Linked DNA regions of Homo sapiens: region 1 is linked to region 2. Evidence: chromatin contacts called from ENCODE Hi-C or POLR2A ChIA-PET data. All regions are on one chromosome and are shown on one strand. Each heading gives the region's core, a stretch centred on a gene start or an enhancer-like site at or near the end of the contact. The rest is flanking DNA. Distances are from core to core; before and after follow the strand shown. Region 1 has its middle 37 kb from the start of PTGER2. Region 2 has its middle 84 kb from the start of PTGER2.

What was found. A loop is a pair of places that touch in the nucleus more often than their neighbours do. ChIA-PET counts read pairs that join two places held with the same protein, here RNA polymerase II (POLR2A). Pooled maps may share reads with other maps.
Region 1: a loop to region 2 is called in a map of prostate gland, with 9 times the contacts of the local background. The contact joins two enhancer-like sites. A Hi-C loop is called at or near these places in 6 of 168 maps with a recorded cell type or tissue (CD4-positive, alpha-beta memory T cell, PC-3, naive thymus-derived CD4-positive, alpha-beta T cell and 2 more), 7 of 37 single-sample maps with no recorded cell type and 15 of 50 pooled maps. POLR2A ChIA-PET finds 5 or more read pairs at or near these places in 9 of 52 experiments (HEK293T, IMR-90, OCI-LY7 and 6 more).

Annotation. Positions count from the first base shown.
Region 1 is chr14:52,348,145-52,353,904 of GRCh38, forward strand. No RefSeq gene overlaps it. Among named protein-coding and RNA genes, the nearest start is that of PTGER2, 37 kb to the left of the region's middle. Within about 2 kb of position 3,792, at least 7 of the 41 ENCODE cell types and tissues checked have a DNase peak (open chromatin) inside an H3K27ac peak, as active enhancers do.
Region 2 is chr14:52,395,772-52,401,478 of GRCh38, forward strand. No RefSeq gene overlaps it. Among named protein-coding and RNA genes, the nearest start is that of PTGER2, 84 kb to the left of the region's middle. Within about 2 kb of position 4,195, at least 2 of the 41 ENCODE cell types and tissues checked have a DNase peak (open chromatin) inside an H3K27ac peak, as active enhancers do.

The sequences.
Region 1 (5,760 bases), core at 2,542-5,041, 48 kb before region 2:
TTTCCATGCTTTCTGTGAGTCTGAAATTTTTTAGAATTAAAAAACTAATAGTCTATTAATGTGGAGAAATAAGACACAAGTCTGCAAAGATGAAGTATATAAATGTGTAAATTTTGCTACGGTGAGGAAATTGACTAAACGTTTATGTGTGAGAGAGAGAAAAAGAGAGAGAATGGCAGATATTTCCTGCATTGAAAGTTGCCAAGTTGGGTTTATTTGAAGAGACCTCATAATGACAACTTTGGTGACACTCCCTAGTCAGGGATCTCTGGATAGGGCAGGGCCCAGAGACTTGGACATTTGCTCAGGACAGTGCGCGCTGCAATCGACTAAGGCTGCTTTCTGTTGCTGCCAAGCAACAAAATTCAGAACAAAAACTGTTACCCACTTCTGATTCATCCAATATTTTTTATAGTCCATGGGTTCATGTTACGTGCTTATTGGCTTAAATTTATTTATTTAAATAAATAAAATTATAAAGTTTAAAATAAACCTAAACTTAAATAATGGTTTAGGTATATTTTAAACCTAAAATATAAGCCATAATATTATAGGTTGGATCAATGTTTTTTAGACTACGTTTGCTATTCTAATCACAACTGGGAAAAAGTGATCCCTAGCCCATTTGCTTTTGAGGCTCTTGCCTGACACCAGTTCATGTTTTCTGAAGAATACCAAAAGGAAAATGTTACCACCACTCACTCATTTAACAAATGATCTGCTGTTGATTTTCTGGGCTGCAGATTCTGTGTTAAACATTTAAACAGCCACACGGAAATGACAACTTACTGACAAAGTTGGCTAAGAAGTTCCATGGTTCCACAGTTCAGATCTCTAAGTATGAGTCCACGTTGCCTGCTTGCTCAGCACACAGGAATGCTTAATTTACATGGTACTTTTTTAACTAATAAACACTTCTTTCTAATGCAGGGCTAACTTGCAGAAGCCTAACTTAGTATTCTTGGGTTTTTTGAACCATATCACAGGAGATAAAGCAGGGAATTCTTTTCCTAAGAATCACTGCAAATTTGTAAATATTGTATGTCAGTAAATATGGCATTAAGATGGAATTTCTGTTTGGTAAGATTAGTGACTGTTATTTTCACAGCATGTTCTGACATAAGAAGAGCATACTTATTTTTTAAGCAGAGTACACGATAAAATGTATAATCCTTTCCCAAATCTCATTATTCAAAATTTTCTAGAACACAGCCTCCTTTGTTAGAATATAACCTTGTGGGCAGGAAATTTATCCTATTTATTTGGCATACAGGTCGTATCTAGTTAGCAGCTGTTGTGAATAGTGCCAACGCCAGATAATTACATGGATTATGGACTGCATTATCTAATCAAGAATCAAGATGCATGCCCTATCTTTTGCTCTTAAAAGATGGCATGAGAAAAACAAACAAAAAAAATGGAAGTAAAATATTAGGATTCTAATAACTCCCCAATCAAGAAAACTGTGTTTTTGCACATGAAGAAATAAGTGTGGTCATTGTGATTTTGGAAAAATATATAATCTCACACTAAGAACAGTAATGTAAACAGCACATGGACAATTAGCTATAAATCTCTAGAAAGCAATTCTTTATACTGAAGGACAAGAACCAAGATATTAATATTTATGGGTACACACACACACACACACACACACACACAAAACAAGAAACATGATGTGGTATGGCCTTGCACCTTGGGTTTGGCTGGCCAACCAAGGGGAAAACCCCTGACCCAAGCTGTCCTGGGCACATTCTCTTTTTGGTATTTGGAAATGGAGACGAGAAAGCTGAGTCAGAATCTACGTGTGTGACAGTCCCTGCCATGTGTAAGCTTGGGCATTCTGGGGAGGCCATGTTTTGCTCTGTGAACTAAAGGGCAGAAAAAGCCATTCAGTAAAGAGAAACAAAGGAGATGAGTGCTGTATAATCTCCTGTTGCTGCTGTAACAAATTACCACAAACTTAATGGCTTAAGACATACAGATGTGTGATCTTACAGTGCTGGAAGTCAGAAGTCTAAAATTGGCTGGCCGTTTGCATTCTTTCAGAGGCGATAGGAGAAATTCTATTTCCTTGCTTTTTCCATCTGAGGCTGCCTGAATTCCTTGGCTTATGGCTACATCACTCCACTCTGCTTCCATTGGTCACATCTTCTCTGACTCTGACCTTCTTACCCGCTTCTAAGGACTCTTGTGATTACACTGAGCTCACCTGGATAATCCAAAATAAATTCTCCATCTCAAGATATTTAATTTAATTGCAAGGTTCCTTTTGCTATATAAAGTAGCATTTTACAAGTTCCAGGAATTAGGACACCTTATGTGTGGTGGGGGACGGGGGGTCATTATTTGCCTACCCTAAAAGCTCAAGGAGGAACAGTGATGACAGGTTCCAATAAAATGAAAAGTTCCAGTAGCAAGCCATTCCTGCATTTCTGCTCTTGGATGCCATGACACACTCTTATACTCCTGTAAGAAGCCTTTTGGGCAACAGCTGCCTGAGCGCTCTGTTGACATGAATTCTGAAGACTTATTGGAATGTCATGATGAGTGAATGAATGTCTGCCAGGGCACCAAACAAGGAGAGCTATCTCATATGTGTCACAAATTCGCCATCCTTGCTCAGGATTAGAAGTTGTAGAATTAGTATGGCTGGGTGTAAAGAATCATTTTGTTCATTATAAAAAGGGGGCTTAAACTATGAACATTTAAATCCTTGTTAATAGTACCAGAACCTTAATTAAGGGCTATTTGCCTCAGGAGCCTGTCTGTAATCTCAGGAGCTGAGAGTAGGTAGGCCACATGTTACCATGCACTAGATGCATAGCACTTAGGAAAAAAATCAACTTGATGATTTTGCTACATAACACCTCTCCCTTTGAACAAAACAGTTGCTGTTTGGGGTCCCAGATCACAAACCTTTGAACAAAACAGTTGCTGTTCAGAATCACTGATCACGGACCTTAGGATCGCATCATACGGCTCCTCCTAAGTAGCATGGCCACAGGCAGGAGGCAATCTGTCTCACTAGGCAAAGCATTTTTCCATGTCAGAGCATTTGCTCACAAGAGAAGGCCATTGGTTTCAGCAACCCAAAGTTTTCTTTCTGTCAGTTTTGTTTAGTGCCCTGTGCCAGGAGCTCACTTATGCCTGTATCCTTGGCTCAATTTAATAGGGAATTCTGCCCTGAGTGACACTTAATAACCTCAGTAACCGCTAGCTCCAGTGTTCTCAGTGACTTCATAGTGCTGAAATTACATCGTCACATTCACACCAGCTAGAAACAAAGATAAGCCCAAGATGGCACAGAATTCATGAGGAGCCGAAGGGTGAGCTGGAGGGTATGGCTACGTTTTTTAAACGGCATCAAGAACTCAACCTGTCTCTCAGAATCAGTGAGAGCACTTAAAAGGAGAGGAGCCAGACTAAATAACTCACCAGGCAGACCTCCTCTGCTTAACTGCCTTGAAGTTTTCCCTTCCTGAAGAATTCTTTCCTCTCTGAAGATTTAAGGAGGCACATGTGATCTAATCCCCCACACTAGCTTCTAAACCCTGTAGAATGAGTGTTTACAAAGTAGAATCTTTTACTAGATATTGTAAGAGAGATGTCTGTGTGTGTTTTGCCAAGAAATTAAAATCCAGTCTTTGCCAAGGAGCATAAATATACTTGGCAGAATCCAGAGGCTCAGTAGCAAAGATAAAAGTAATTGTTCCCTTCAGCCAATTGCTCACACTTATTACAAAACATTTATCTTCCCCCAGGGTGGATTTTCTCCTCTGATGCCGTCTGGCCCAGGAGGACATCATCCTCCGCCCTGGAGGGCCCATGAGATGCTCAGGGCCACATCAGTACATTTCTATGCAGCTCCAGATAGGTACAACCCACAGAGTACAATTACTGACCTGAAACATTTCATCTCTCAGGGATGTGATATTTTCCCCTCCAGTAATGATCAACTTTTAAGAAAGACATTTATATTTTAACTATGTCATTCTTTCCAGTGCTTTAAAACCTGATTTGATTTTCTTCAGCTCTCTGGGCTTTATATAAATGTCAGTAAACTGAATGGGCTGTCAACACCTAGATTAATGATTGGCTAACAGGAGATTTCTTGGTTTTATATTCAGTGAAGCAACTCAGGGACTGTAAGCACTGTGGTGCTTTTACGATTTTTCCCTTAACCCTTTTATGCCCCTAAAGACGTATCACCCTGGGAGAAAAACAACCACAGTGGTCTGATTCTGAGTAAAACCTCTCTGTTCTTCCTTTTCCTGTGCGGTGTGCCCCAAACCAACTAATTATCAGAAAACTAAAATGTTGATACACCCAAATTTAAACTGGTTAAAACTTTTTAACACAATTTGAAGGTCAAAACAAGTCTAACATTTCAACAAAAACTTGTGCCATCATCAGTAACTAAAATTTAATAATACTTGGCAGTGAATTCAATTTACTCTGTGTACTTGACAATACTACAGCTGCGTTTCTTTCTAAAATAGCCTCTAAAACGTTTCAAATAACGCAATTGCTCATTTGTTTAGAACTATAGTTGTTTGTGTACTTATCTTACTTTTCTCTTGAATTGTGTGTTCCTGGAAGGGAGACACTTCAAAGCATTGCACAAGGAAACCAAACATGCATCAGACATAATCCCTGTCGTTCAGGACTTGAAAACACAAGAGATGAGAACTTCACACAAACAGCCATCCCCATCTTCTAATGGTCCTCTTCTTTTTCTCCTTGCACCCCACTGCTACACTTGCAAAAAACACAAACATTGCTTATTATTTATTAAGTGGCTCTTTTCAAAAACTTCTACAAAAAAAGCCGTCCCTCCAGATCCTTTTGAAAAAGAGTAATCCACATTATAAATCATTCCTATAAATCATCATAATAACATATAATGAGGTTACTATTTGGGATTTTTTGAGCAGAGAGGTAGAGTAGAAAGAGCAAAGAAGGAAGTCTCTTCAGAGAATGACTAAAGTAAGCCATTTGGCAATGTTGTTAACATTGTAGCTCACATTTTATATAAAAGCTAGACACTACAGATTTTAGATTATAAATTATTTTTAAAAATCAAACATCCTGGGGAAATGTTTTTAATACATTAATAATATTATTGTCAAGGTCTTTTCCCACAAAACCACAAATAAAAGAGTATAAAGGTCAGGTGTGGTGGCTCACGCCTGTAATCCCAGCACTTTGGGAGGCCGAGATGGGTGGATCACCTGAGGTCAGGAGTTCGAGACCAGCCTGACCAACATGGAGAAACCCTGTCTGTACTAAAAATATAAAAATTAGCCGGGTGTGGTGGCGCATGGCTGTAATCCCAGCTACTCGGGAGGCTAAGGCAGGAGAATCACTTGAACCCGGGAGGCGGAGGTTGCAGTAAGCCAAGATCGTGCCATTACACTTCAGCCTGGACAACAAAAGTGCAACTGTCACATAAAAAAATAAAAAGGTATAAGATGCATGGTTTTGCACATTTCATGGCCTGACAAGTAGTTATACAAACCAGAATTTCTTTTAATAAACCAAGAAAGTCAAATTTATTCCAGGAAAAAAAAGTAAGATGCAAACAAGTCAAAATCTATCACTAAGATTTTTAGATAATAAAGACACTTAAGAGTAACTATTTTCCACCTTCTTTAGCAAACTTAGTAAATCAAAACTTGGATTTACACAAACAATAACCTATGAAGTGCCTTGATAATATATGAAGTGAGGCCACACGCAGTGGCTCATGCCTGTAAT
Region 2 (5,707 bases), core at 2,945-5,444:
CCCAGGTTCACCCACCTACCCCCAAGGATGGGAGCCACCACCCCCACCCCATCTTCATGCTTCCCTCTCCCCTCTCCCTCCGGGACACCCAGCCCACTTCCTCCATGCACTTTGGCTTTTAAAAACCAAAAGTCAGAAAGGGAAGTGTCTTGTCAGGAACTTCTGCCTTTTGCCCACTCTGAGGCAAGGTCAGAGCCTGGCTCCCTGCTTAAATGCGAGAAGATAAATAATAAAATACAGGAAGAAAAACATAAATTCATATCTCAGAAAATTTCCCGGCCATGTATCTGTTATCCTTGTCCTCTCCCCTGGCACCCTTGTGGTGAATAATACTCCCTCCCTGCCCCACCAAAGGTGTCAGCATGCTAATCCCCACAACCTGTGAATATGCCACCTTACATGGTAAAAGGGATTTTGCAGATGTAATTAAATTGAGAATCTTGATGTGGGGATATGATTCTGGATTAGCCAGGAAGGCTCAGTATAACCACAAAGGTTCTGTTTTTAAGTTTTAATTTCTTCTTTAGATTCACAGGGTACATGTGCAGGCTCGTTACAAGGATATATCGTGTAATGCTGCAGTTTGGGCTTCTATTAATTCTGTCACCCAGATAATGAACCATAGTACCCAATAGGAAGTTTTTCAGCCCTTTCCTCCCTGCTTCTCTCCTTCTTTTTGGAGTCCCCAGTATCTGTTGCTCCAATCTTTATGTCTACATGTATCCAGAGTTTAGCTCCCAATTCTAAGTGAGAACATGCAATATTTGGTTGTCTGTTTGTGCATTAATTCACTTAGGATGATGGCTTTCAGCTGCATCCATGTTGCTGCAAAGAACATGATTTTAATCTTTTTTATGGCTATGTAGTATTTTTTATGTAGTATTCCATGGTGTATATGTCTATATTTTCTGTATCCAATCCACTGTTGATGGGCACCTAGGTTGATTCCATGTCTTTGCTATTGTGAATAGTGCTGTGATAAACATATAAGTTCAGGTGTCTTCTGGCTAGAACCATTTGTTTTCCTTTGGGTATATACCCAGTAATGGGATTGCTGGATTGAATGGTAGTTCTATTTTTAGTTCTTTGAAAAATCTCCAAACTGCTTTCCACAGGGACTGAACTAATTTACATTCCTACGAACAGTATATAAGTGTTCTCTTTTATCCACAGCCTTGCCAACATGTTATTTTTTGACTTTTGCATGTTAGCCATTGACTGGTGTGAGATGGTATCTCATTGTGGTTCTGATTTGCATTTCTCCGATCATTAGTGATGTTCAGCTTTTTTGCCATATGCTTGTTGGCCACATGTATGTCTTTGAGGAGTGTCTGTTCATATCCTTTGCTCAGTTTTTAATAAAGTTGGTTTTTTTCTTATTGATTTAAGTTCCTTATAGATTCTGGATATTAGTCCTTTAACAATGGTTTTTATAAGAGGGAGGTAGGTGGGCCAGAGAGAGGAGCTGTAAAGGTGGAAGTAGAGACCAGAGAGGGGAGATGCTACACTGCTGGCTTTGAACATGGAGGATGAGGCCATGAGCCAAGGAATGCAGGCAGCTTCTAGAATCTGGAAAAGTCAAGAAAACAGATTCTTCCTATAAAGGCTCCAGAAGAATCACAGGCTTGCCAACACTTTGATCTTAGCTCAGTGAGACTGATTTTGTACTTCTTATCTCTGGAACTGTTATGATAATACATCTGCATTGTTTAAAGCCACCAAGTTTGTGGTAACTTATTACATCCTACTGGAAACTAATGTGCCACCTGTGGGCAGGGACCTTATGAGTATCTTGCACAGAGTACTCAAAAAAAGTTTATAGAATTGAATTCCCTGCCTCTCATATGTAGAAATTCAGAAACAGCATACTAGACCTAAAATATGGCTTAATTGGCAGGATTTGGGCAGGGTAGTGTTTGGGTTTTTAAAATGTATTTTCCAGGTGTTTGCCCTTACTCTTCCCTCTACCACCCAAGTAGTATTGGGGGCTTTGTACACAGCTCTCGGGGCATGGGTGATCCAGCCTGAAAGGAAGAAGCACCTTCAGCTCCTGGCTTTTGAGCCCTTGGGGAGACCTCATTCAGTTGTAAGATTCAGGCATTGGGAGGGAAAAAAAAGTCTTTAAAATTTTCCAAATATAAATTTCTTTTAAATATCAGGAGCCAAAACATGATACCAGATTATACCATGAATCGTGGAACAGAAGAAATGTGTGATTACGTAAGAACAATTCCTACCAAAAGGACAGGCATTCCACCAACAGGAAGGCAAGAGAGATTCCTAAATGCTGAGACCAGAGAGGTCAGCTGCAATAGGTCTCTAAGAAAGGCCTGTGCTTTGCACTACCCTCCTCTAGGCCAGGCATGAAGCCATGGAAAGAATGGAAGAGCCCCCAAGTAAGTTTGGGAGATTCCGGAGCCGAAAAGACAGTTGAGACAAAGTGGATGCAGGTTACGTGGACTTAAGAGCAGCAGGCTAAGCTGCAGACATGGGCAACAGACACCAGTTATAGTGTAGTGTCAGGGACCAGACAAATGCCACTCAGCTAGTACACGGGACATTATGTGGCAGCTGTGCCTTGTCCCAATGCTAAACACTATGGAAGCACCCTCACTATCCTCCTCACCTTCACCCCTCAACAAGGAGGTGAACCCTGGTGTTTGCCTTAGCATTTAGTCCAAAAGAAATTGTTCAGCAAGTGTAATAGTAAGTCTTCCAACACCACCGGCAGAATTTAGTGCTTGAGAGTAAAATAATTTCAGTTATGGAGAGATATAAACAATGACATCTTTTCACATCAAAAATCTGTACCCTGGTAAAAATTTCTACCCAAAAAAATAACTTCTAATACAGATGAAACGGAAATTTTCATTGGAATGAAACCCAATCTTTGTTATATAAAATTTGTTTTTATTCCCTACAGTTCAAAGAAAATAATTCTATTATATAGCTTCATATTTAAAGCACGTTTTTCTTTCTTAAAAATGTTTTTATGACTGGGCGCAGTGGCTCATGCCCATAATCTCAGCAATTTGGGAGGCCGAGGGGGGTGGATCACGAGGTCAGGAGATCAACACCATCCTGGCCAACATGGTGAAACCCCATCTCTACTAAAATACAAAAAATTAGCCGGGCGTGGTGGCGGGCACCTGTAGTCCCAACTACTCGGGAGGCTGAGGCAGGAGAATCGCTTGAACCCAGGAGGTTGCAGTGAGCCGAGATCGTGCCATTGCACTCCAGCCTGGCAACAGAGCAAGACTCCGTCTCAAAAAAAAAAAAAAAAAAATGTTTTTACGGTAGTTCTATATTTTTCTCTTTTATGACAAGGTGAATTTAAATTTTATGTATCAATTGTACTTTAAAAGTATACATTTTATAGTAGGAGTTTTTTCCCCTTTATCAAACATGAGTTGATCATTTAAAGCTCCATTTTTCATCCCATAGCCTGGAAAACTCTTGATGCGAAAGGGAGATAATCTGAATTCACTCAGGGAAAGAAACTCACCATAATTTATTTTTATGACCTATCAGTGCAATGGAGTGGAAAGGTTGCAGGCCCTGGCATCAGCAGACGTGGTCTCTAGGATCCCAGTGTTCTAGTGCAGTCTCTGGGTGGGTTCCATAATCTCGCTCGTATCTTGTTTCTTCTTCTCCCGTTTACAAAATGAGGGCACTGAAAGAGATGATCTCTAAGGCAGCACTTCTCACACTTGAAAGTATAGATCTCCTTAAAATATAAACTCTGTTTCAGTGGACGGAGGGGGAGGGCCTGACGTTCTGCATTGTAACCAGCTCCCAGCTGAAGCTGATAATGCAAATCCTTAGACCAAACTTTGAAAAACAAGATTCCAAGGGACAGCCCGTATCTAACCTGTCTTGTGTTTCAGTAGCTCATGTATGCATTCAGAGTCCTGCCATTCTTCACATGTTAAGGATATATTTTGGATAGTTAAAAAAAGACTGTATTGTTCAGGTTTCAAGTTAATTTGGGATTGGGATTACTATTAAGGATTGCAGATCACCATAAACAAATACATAAGCACAGCCCTTTCTTCTCTAGCCTAGTGGTTCTAACCCTAACTGCATATTAGTATCACCTAGGGTGCTTTCAAAAACTACCAATGCCTGCCCACCCACACCCACTTACATACACACCAGAATACAATTTAACTGGTCTGGGGCGGGGCCCAGTCACGGGGTCTTGCTCAAAAACTCTACTTGTGATTTGTGCAGCCAAGATAGAGAACCACTGCAGGCCAGTCTCTCCAACTATGAAGGCACTTCAGGTATGGCCAAGTTGTTTTTACTACTACTACCCACAGCTGTTATCCATTAACTCAGTGCATTCTCATGGAAAGCTTAAATTATACAACTCGCATAAACATTTCTCTTATTAACTCAGTAAGAGTTCTCGGCAAGAGAGTTGATACAGAGCCACTCTCAGCTTTGTTTGGTCCTTTTTAGACAAAAACAGAAAATTATCAAATACAATGCACACTGTAGCTATAAAGAGCACACCGGCTCTAAGGGAGATTTTGTCCATTTTCTCTTTTGCAAGGCTCAAATTTAACCAGCAAAGTCTTGTAAAGCTGGCAGAAGCCAGCAGAGGCAGTAAACGTTTCTGGAGGCTCAAATGTCAGCAGAACAATCCGTCTCCAGAGTACAGGTCTTTCCACAATGTCACAGTGCTCAAGAAGCCAGACAATCTGTGTTGTAATACTGGCTACACCATTTTCTAACTGTATGACCTTCGGCAGCTTTCTCAACACCTGAATTTCTTTAACAGTAAAATTAGTAAAAGTGATTATGATTAGGTTAAAATTAGTTGATGTGTGTAAGATGTTTTTTGCACAATGTTTGGTATATAGTGACTATTATTATTATCTACCCCATGAGATTAGAAGTTAATATTATTATTGCCCCCCCACCTTAAAATTACATCTTAGCATTGCCTTAGCAAGACTACAGGATACATATATTTGTTTAGAGAATGATGAAAAGTGTAGTGTGGCTGCTGGCAAGGCTGGGGCAGTCATAAAGCCAGAAAAGTAAATTGAGGCTGATTTGTGGCAGACCTTATAGACTAGGCTAAAAAGTCTAGCTTGACCCTACTGACAATGGAGAGCCATTTGAAATTTTTGAGCCAGAGAATGATGTGATCATTTTCCTGCTTTAAAACAGATAAGTGCAGAGTTCAAACAGGGTTTGCAGGTATCTCACCTCTTCTTGAGCTACCAGCATTTCTCCGTCCTACTTCTACAATTGATGTCACCACAAGATTGCAATTTGTGGTTATCCTAAAGCAAAAAGGAAGTCTCAAACTACTGACATTTTCGTTTCTGCCCCAAGAGGATGACAGTTGAACAAAACCTTGAAGTCCCGATGTACCTCTGACAACTCCCAGTCAGCTACATCCTTGGGATAATTTTATTTTTCCCTTAAATCTTATAACAGATATTTGTATCAACCTAAGTCACTTAGGTGATTTACACTCCAGTCCTCTAGCAAGACCCAAATCAAAGCAAGAGAGCAAGGTAACTGAGAATAATGTCATGGATCATCCTGGAATAGCTTAGGGCCTCCAGGTACTGTGGAAATTTCTTCTTTACTTGAGAGAAATGGCTACCTTGCTATCAAGTAGCTCATAGGTTTAGGGTCAAGGAGTTTACAGCTGAGAGTTGGGGCTTGGCAGTTGTGATAAAGAATG